2 separate regions of the Homo sapiens genome follow, and region 2 is linked to region 1. A link is an interaction called in ENCODE POLR2A ChIA-PET data of the cell type or tissue named here. Cell type or tissue: PC-3. All regions are shown on one strand. Each heading gives the region's core, and the rest is flanking DNA. Links, peaks and the distances in the headings are about the cores only. Region 1 overlaps DPF3 (double PHD fingers 3). Region 2 overlaps RGS6 (regulator of G protein signaling 6).

The links. ChIA-PET counts read pairs that join two places held together with the same protein. Peaks named below come from ENCODE experiments on the same cell type or tissue, not always from the same donor. Only the 100,000 strongest peaks of a DNase experiment are listed, where the experiment ranks them.
Region 2: POLR2A ChIA-PET joins it to region 1 with 8 read pairs; 2 of 35 experiments call an interaction of 5 or more read pairs at or near these places.

The regions. Positions count from the first base shown.
Region 1 is chr14:72,678,460-72,682,852 of GRCh38, forward strand. All of the region lies in intron 7 of DPF3 (double PHD fingers 3), which reads right to left. Among named protein-coding and RNA genes, the nearest start is that of MIR7843, 160 kb to the left of the region's middle. RefSeq lists an enhancer at 961-1,808. In PC-3, for the core only: no CTCF peak of the experiment used is centred there; a DNase peak (open chromatin) is centred at 2,632; H3K27ac peaks cover 1,051 bases.
Region 2 is chr14:72,530,337-72,534,729 of GRCh38, forward strand. The region is part of intron 15 of RGS6 (regulator of G protein signaling 6); the gene reads left to right. Among named protein-coding and RNA genes, the nearest start is that of MIR7843, 16 kb to the left of the region's middle. In PC-3, for the core only: no CTCF peak of the experiment used is centred there; no DNase peak of the experiment used is centred there.

The DNA.
Region 1 (4,393 bases), core at 265-4,264:
ACTCTATGAAAACACTTCTCTGGAGAATTCCAGAGGCTCATGAAGGAATTTTTTTAAGTAAAGCTCACATCATGGCTAGGTTGGCCTATGGCCTGACCCAGCCATGAGCAATTTCCTGGTACTGTATATGAGATCATTATAAAAAAGATTTTACTACAAATAGGAAGCTCGCCCAGACCTTGTAAGTGGGATTTAAATAGAGATTTTGCTTCTGCTTATGGGAAATTGAGTCCCGCTTTATAGAATAAGATGACGGGGAGGGCAAAGACCCGACTGGCATCTCTATGGCAGCATCTGCGATGATGGATGTGGTTTTCTGTTGATTAATGTTCATGGGCTGAGATCATATAAGAGATACAAGTAAGTTGCTGAGAAAATAAAGTGAGCCTTAAGAGTTTAGAAATCTACCTGAGGGAGATAACTCTAAAAAGCTCAAAGGAAAAAAAATGGAAATCAGGAACAAAGTTCATGAAGAAAGTAGAAGAAAAATAACAGAAGGCAGGGAAGAGCATTCAGATAAATCAAAGCAAGAAAAATGAAAAGTGAAGCTTCACACAGCCCCATCACCACGCTCAGGGAAGCGAGAGCAGGCATTCTGGAAAGGTATCAGTGCTCGCTACAGGATTTTTGAGTTAAATCAGGTTTTATGTCTATGGCAAACAAGGCCCCAAATCTTCCATAAAACTACCGCCCAGGCAGCACCGCCTCTCCCCCTCCCAGTCGGATCTCCGCTGTGGTGTGCCTGCCACTCACAGAAAGAATGACTGGCAGGGACAAACCAGCCGTCGGCAACAGCCACTCGTCTGGGTTCTGCTGAGACCAGAGCTGCGTCCCAAGCATCCTAGGGAACAGGAAACTGGCCAGAAGTTCAGGCTCCTCCTTGGCACGTGCACAAAAGCATGGCCTCACATCCTGAGCAGACGCTCTGACCACCTGCCAGGGCCTGGTGTGCACAAATGCGCGGCCACGCTCGGTGCCCACCACCCACCACCCAGCCCCAGCCCCAGCCCCAGCTGAGCAGCTCCATTTCTGGAGCCTGCTAGCCTGGGAAGTTGGGGTGCACAGCCCTTGGGGAATTCGGGGGCAGTGAGCAGAGCCCTCTGGGAAGAGATGCGCCTCTCCTCGCCCCTCTCGTTTGTTCCCCCCGCCACCCTCCACAGGCTGACAGTTCCCGTGTCCCTCTACAGGTCTGACATGTTTCCATGGCAACCGGAATCCTGGGCTCCGGCAGCCTCCGCTCTTGCCACCTGTTATGACTTCATCTCTCAAGTGTAAAGCATGCTAGCCCCGTGCCACTTGGCTGTGCAGAGCGCATCTTCAGAGGACGACGGAGGGAAGGAAAGGGGAGAGGAAAGGAGGGAAAGCAGACAGGCAGCCCAGGCCGGCCAGGCGGGACGTGCTGGCTAGGCCAGTCCAGAGGAGGAAGCTTGGGGGCCGGAGATGAGAGGGTGGGGAGTAAGGGTGGACCCCGACGTGCCTTCCCTGCAGAATCAGGAGCAAGCCTCAGCTGGAGGCCACTGCCACAGCCTGCTACCTCGGCCTAGCCTTTAATGAGGGCTGCGGGAGGAGGGAGAGGCGGGCTGGGGAGACAAGGCGCCTGCGAGGAGCTCCGGCAGGCCCAGCGTGAAGCAGAGCCAGGAGAGGGTTAAAAGTGGCGTGATAGAGACTGTGGGGAAGGCTGGACCAGAGGGCAAAGGGAGCATCAAAGCCGGGATAAATGGCCTTAATTCTCATGCTCCCACTCGCTGGTCGTGTTTACTCATATAAATTATCCCCCAGGCCTGACACCTTTTTTCACTGCTTCCCTAGAACTGATGAAAAAATAAATCCCACAGATCCCAGGAATAAAAAGTGTGGGGCTTTCATTCAGGCTGGTTCTCCTTGGCCACTAATAGCAACTCAGGTCCCGCCCCAGGGCTCCAGGAGGAAGACAAAGGAAGGCTTCATCCCAAATGTGGAGGGGCAGGGGGCCTGGAAGCCTGGCGGGGAAGCAGACAGTAGGGCCCGCTCCCCACAGGACCCTCCAATCGTCAGAGCCCTCGACGGCAGAGAACTCGCTCTCCCCACAGGCCATCTTGCCACCAGCTCTGAGGACACCGTGAATATATGGGAAAGTAAAGGGGACTACGCTGGAGCGGATGCGGAAGGCGCTGAGGCCAGGGCTGCTGTCATGAGTCCTCACATTTATGGATGGGGCTGATAAACTGTCACACTCCGCACCGTCAAGGACAAGGTGAGAAGATGAGCTGGAATGGCAGCACATGCCACAGGAGAGCTGGAAAGGCAGGTGGCTAACAACGAAAGCCATGGCCAGAGGGCGGGCTTCTCTGGAGAGGCCTCTGCACACAGGGAAGGGCCCCTAGGCCCGGGGTTTTGACTGCGTTGCCGATCTAGAGGCAAGAGAACACGCTAGGTGATGTCCTGAGGTCCCTTTCAGGCCTATTATTCAAGCATTATAATCAGGTGAAGAAAGAGACAGAAAAGCCAAGTTTTCCACACCCAGAGGAACCCAGCCTTTCATCACTGTTCTATACTCATGTAAATGCCTCTTTGCCTGTTACCCATGTGCTACCTGAGGGCACATGAGTAACACCTGAGGGCAGGAACCATGTCCTTCACTGCGGTATCCCTGGCCCCTGGCCAGCAGTGAGTGACACAGAGCTGACAATCAATGCTGAGTGAAAGGATGGACAAATCATCACAGAGGCTTTTTGAGGGGAAAAAAAATCTGCCAGGCAAAGGGAAGTTAATGACTAGGAATTGAGTGGACGGAGAGTCCCCCGAGCACAGGGTGACCATCCTAAGTCCCTCTTATATCGGGGCACAGAAGAAGTGGGAAGGAGAAATATTGGAGCCCCTTGGAGAGAAGAAAGCTGTGGTGTGGAAAGCCACTGCATCTACCTCCCCCAGGAATCCTCTCTCTTAGGCATTTCTTAGTCAACCAGAATGGAAGGCATCAAGAATCCCCAGGCTCAGCTGGCCCCAGAGTCTTGAGACTCATTCTGTCTCTCACCAGGGACTCAGCAGGAGCCAGTGAGAACAGAGGCCCCATCTTGCTGCGTGTTTTGGTGACTGTAGAAATAATATAAATATTTCAAAATGTGGCGTCAACCCTCCACCCTTCCTATGCCTGCCTTCTTTTCCTCCATCTTTATCCAATACTTACATCTTTAGATACAAACCTGGTGAATATTTACTCCCAAAAACTGTGCCATAAAAGCAGAAAACATATCCACTCACACTGATGTCTCCATCCTGAGATGGATATATTTGGTGAGAGTTGTAATTTGCGGTTTGCCAAAAGGCCACAACAATTTGCCAGCAGTGTGTGCACCATGTCACCAGCTCTGGGGCTAGATGGTCACACGGCCCCCAAGGAATGTCCTTTGTGCTCCAGCTTTAGGTGGGCAACCCTAGGTCTGCCATTAATGCTTCGGAATAGTAAGAAAAAGACCAAGTAAAGCTTAGGAATGGGTCGGATATGCTGGCTCACGCCTGTAATCCCAGCACTTTGGGAGGCCAAGGCAGGTGGATCATGAGGTCAGGAGTTCAAGACCAGCCTGGCCAACATGGCAAAAACCTCATCTCTACTAAAAATACAAAAATTAGCCAGGTGTGGTGGCACACACCTGTAATCCCAGCTATTCGGGAGGCTGAGGAAGGAGAATCACTTGAACCTGGGAGGCAGAGGTTGCAGTGAGCCAAGATTGTGCCACTGCACTCCAGGCTGGGCAACAAGAGTAAGACTCTGTCTCAAGAAAAAAAAAAAAAAAAAAAGCTTAGGAATGTTCTCAGTGTTCATGACACTGAGATGAATATCTCATTACGTGACACGTAATGAGATATTTCAGTTTTCCAGTGTTTGGTGATATGGGTCAGTTCATGCCCTGGTGTGGCAACTTGTGATTGCTACCAAATGAGTTTGTTGAAGGAGAAAATGTTAATTTGAGAGCAACTATATCAACCAGGCTCTGAACAAAGTGATGTCACTCCCCTTAATGAATTCCAGACAGCTTGGTGTGTTAGAGCTGGATGAGTTTTGTCTGTTTAAGTTGTCGGGATATTATTATCGACATAATTAGGATTCAACAAGCCCCTTGTTTTGCTTTGCCCAGCCGTGCCCTCTCAACCCTCTTCACTAGCACCACTGAACTCTGTCTGCAAGGGGACCAGCATTTTCTTTGTTCTTCAGACAGAAAGCCGTATTTAAGAAAAGGGAAAGCATGAGCCTTCTGCTTTAGACCTGAGGATTTGGAAGGAATCAAGAGACCACAGAGTCTTGGGGCAGCACAGCCTGAGGATGGTGGCACACGCAGGGGCGCACTCCAAAAGCAGGCCGGGAAGTTGGTGCTGAGAGTCAGAGACGTCTGCCCTACATGGGATAGAGCATTAG
Region 2 (4,393 bases), core at 317-4,316, 150 kb before region 1:
AAGGAGACAGTGTGTCATTTTTACTGTGGACTAACATTTGTACCTAAGCTTTAAATGTTAAAATAATTTGGCTGGGTGTGGTGGCTCATGGCTGTAATCCCAGCACTTTGGGAGGCCGAGGCGGGTGAATCACTTGAGGCCAGGGGTTTGAGACCAGCCTGGCCAACATGGTGAAACACCGTCTCTACTAAAAAATATATAAAAATTAGCCAGGCGTGGTGGTGCATGCTTGTAATCCCAGCTACTTGGGAGGCTGAGGCAGGAGGATTGCTTGAACCCGTGAGGTGGAGGTTGCAGTGAGCCAAGATCACACCACTGCACTCCAGCCTGGGCAACAGAGCGAAGACTCCATCTCAAAAAGAAAATGTTAGAACAATTTAAAGAGACAACAAATGAAACCAAAGACCAATGATACCCCTCAGCCTGGGCTCTGAGACCATTAGGGATGGCTGAGCCAAGATTTTCATGCTCCTCTGAGCTGAGTGTAATCCTCATTCTCCTTCTGTGCAGAGAGCAGGAACTTGATGCAGTCATAAACCCAAGCAAGTATGGAGCCAGTAAACTTGCTGAACATTAAATTCCAACCGGCATTTCAGTGAACATGTATATTCGACTAATATCTGAGCCTGTGCTAGACAGTATGCATCTGTAAAAATAAACACATACTGTTCCTCAAGGCACTTAAACAAGAGTGAGCTGGATTTTTGTCTGAAATTTTCAGAAAAACACTTAGTGAAGTGTGTTCACACTAAGTTTGTTAAATCAGAATACGTCTGGACTATCCAAGTAGTCTCAGAACCAGGCCACTATTGGAGGCTGGGCGCGGTGGCTCACGCCTGTAATCCCAGCACTTTGGGAGGCTGAAACAGGTGGATCACTTGAGGCCAGGAGTTCGAGACCAGCCTGGCCAACATGGGGAAACCCCGTATCCACTAAAAATAAAAAAATCAGCTGGGTGTGGTGGTGCATGCCTGTAGTCCCAGCTACTCATGAGGCTGAGGCACGAGAATCACTTGGAACCCGGGAGGCAGAAGTTGCAGTGAACTGAGGTCACACCACTGCACTGCAGCCTGAGTGACAGCAAGACTTTATCTCAAAAAAAAAAAAAAAAAAAAAAGAACCAAGTCAGTATTTAATTTCATTTGAGTCCTTCCAGTGGGTTTATTCCCATTAGTGGGGTAACTCCCCTGCTTTTGTAAATATGAGGGTATCTCAGGAAGAATAAGTCCCAAAACAAGATTCTTTGGGTTCCAACCAAAGATGAAACCAAGAGGGCCTCACATGTGACCAAGACATTTTCTGCTTTCTACTTTCACTTTCTTTTTGTTTATTTTTTAAATTGAGATGTAAAAGTTGTATGTATTTATGGTATATAGCATGCAATTTTGATATATGTATACATTGTGGAATGGATAAATCAAGCCATTTAACATATGCGTGGTCTCATACACTTATTGTTTGTAGTGAGAACACTTAAAATCTACTCTCAGCAATTTTCAAGTATATAATATATTGTTTTTAACTGCAGTCTGTAGTCACCGTAATGTTCAAGAGACCTCTTCAACTTATTCTTCCTCTCTAATTATGTGGTGTCCTTTGACCAATGTCTTCCCAGTCCTTCTCACTCCCCACAGCCCCTGGTAGAATGGCCATTCTGCTCTCTGCTTCTGTGAGTGTGATTGTCTTAGATTCCATATACAGGCACATCTCGTTTTATTGCACTTCCCTGTATTATGCCTTATAGATTCTGTGTTTTTTACAAATTGAAGGTTTGTGGCAACCCTGCATCAAACAAGTCTATCAGCACCATTTTTCCAATAGCATGTGCTTACTTTGTGTCTGTGTCACAGTTTGGTAATTCTTGCAACATTAAGCTTTTTTAGTATGATTATATGTTTATGGTGATCTGTGATTGGTGATCTTTGATGTTACTATTGTAATTGCTCTGGGGGTGCCCAACTGCACCCGTATAAGACAATGAACTTAATACATGTTGTGTGTGTGTGTTTTCTGACTCCTCTACCAAATCAGCCATTCCCCCATCTCTTTCCCTCTCCTTGGGCCTCTCTACTCCCTGAAATGACAACTATATTGAAATTGGGCCAATTAATAACTCTGCAGTGGTCTCTAAGTGTTCAGGCAAAAGGAACAGTCGCATGTCTCTAACTTTAAATCAAAAACTGGAAATGATTAAGCTTAGTGAGGAAGGCATGTTGAAAGCCAAGATAGGCTGAAAGCTAGGCCTCTTATGCCAAACAGCCTAGGTGTGAATACAAAGAAAAGTTTATTGAAGATTGAACATGCTACTCCAGTGAACACACAAAAGATAAGAAAGCAAAACAACCTTATTGCTGATATGGAGACAGTTTTAGTGGTCTGAATAGAAGATCAAATCAGACACAACATTCCCTTAAGCCAAAGCCTAATCCAGAGCAAGGACCTACCTTGCTTCAATTCTATGAAGGCTGAAAGAGGTGAGGAAGCTGCAGAAGAAAAGTTTGAAGCTAACAGAGGTTGGTTCATGTGGTTTACAAAAAGAAACCAAGTCCATAACATAAAAGGGCAAAGTGAAACAGCAAGTGCTGATATAGAAGCTGCAGCAAGTTATCCAGAAGATCTAGCTAAGATCATTGATGAAGGTGGCTACAGTAAACAACAGATTTGCAGTGTAGATTAAGCAGCCTTATATTGGAAGAAGATAAATCTAGGGTTTTCATAGCTAGAGAAGAGAAGTCCATGCCTGGCTTCAAAGCTTCAAAGGACAGGCTGACTCTCTTGCTAGGGCTAATGCAGCTGGTGACTATAAGTCGATGCCAATGCTCATTTACTATTCTGAAAATCCTAGGGCCTTCAAGAATGATGCTAAATATATTCTGCCTGTGTTCTATAAATGGACCAACAAAGTCTGGATGGCAGCACATCTGTTTGCGGCATGGTTTACTGAATACTTTAAGGCCACTGTTGAGACCTACTGTTGAGGAAAAAAATAATATTTCTTTCCAAATATTGCTGTTCATTGACAATGCACCAAGCCATCCAAGAGCTCTGATGGAGATGTACAAGGAGATTAATGTTGTTTTCATGACTGCTAACACAACATCCGTTCTGTAGCCTATGGATCAAGAAGTAATTTCAACTTTTCAAGTCCTATTATTTAAGAAATACATTTCATAAAGCTATAGCTGTCACAGACAGTGATTCCTCTGATGGATTTGGGCAAAGTAAATCAAAACCCTTCTAGAAAGGAGTCACCCTTCTGGTGGATGCCATTAAGAACATTTGTGTTTCGTGGAAAGAAGTAAAAATATCAACATTAATGGGAGTTTGGAAGAAGTTGATTCCAGCCCTCATGGATGACTTTGAGAAGTTCAAGATCCTAGTGAAGAAAGTAACTGCAGATGTGGTGGAAATAGCAAGAGAACTAGAATTAGAAATAGAGCTTGAAGATGTGACTGAATTGCTACAACTTCATAATAAAACTTTAATGAATGAGGAGTTGCTTCCTATGGAAGAGTAAAGAAAGTGGTTTCTTGAGATGGAATCTACTCCTAATGAAGATGTTGCAAACATTGTTGAGATGACACAAAGAATTTAGAATATTACATCAACTTAGTTGATAAAGCAGCAGCAGGATTTGACGGGATTGACTGCAATTTTGAAAGAAGTTCTACTGTAGGTAAAATGCTATCAAACACCATCACATGCTACAGAGAAATCTGTTGCGAAAGGAAGAGTCAATTGATGCGACAAACTTCATTGTCTTATTTTAAGAAATTGCCACAGTCACCTCGGCCTTCGGCAATCACCACCCTAATCAGTCAGTATCCAACAATGTCAAGACAAGACCCTCCCCCAGCAAAAGGATTATGACTCACCAAAGGCTCAGATGATCCTTAGCATTTTAACAATAAAGTATTTTTTAATTAAGGTATGTACCTTGTTTTTTCAGACATAATGTTATTGCACACATCATTGACTACATATAGTGTAAACATAACTTTTATGTGTACTGGGAAACGAAATATTTCTTATGACTTGCTTTATTGTGGTGGCCTGGAACCAAACCCACAATACCTCCAAGGTCTCCTTACATAAGTGAAGACAAGTGGTATTTTGTCTTTCTGTACCTGACTTATTTCACTTAACCTAATGTTCTCCAGGTTTGTTCATGTTATCACAAATGACAGGATTTCCTTCTTTGTTAAGACCAAATAGTATTCCATTATGCCTATATACTGCATTTCCTTTACCCATTTATCTATTCATTGATGGACTCATAGGTTGACTCCATATCTTGGCTACTGTGCTCTCCCTTTCTTTTGTGCTGGGTAAGGAGTGAGTCTTGGTGAATCCTTGTCATTGCTCTGTCTTTTTCTGGCCAGGCATCTCTAAA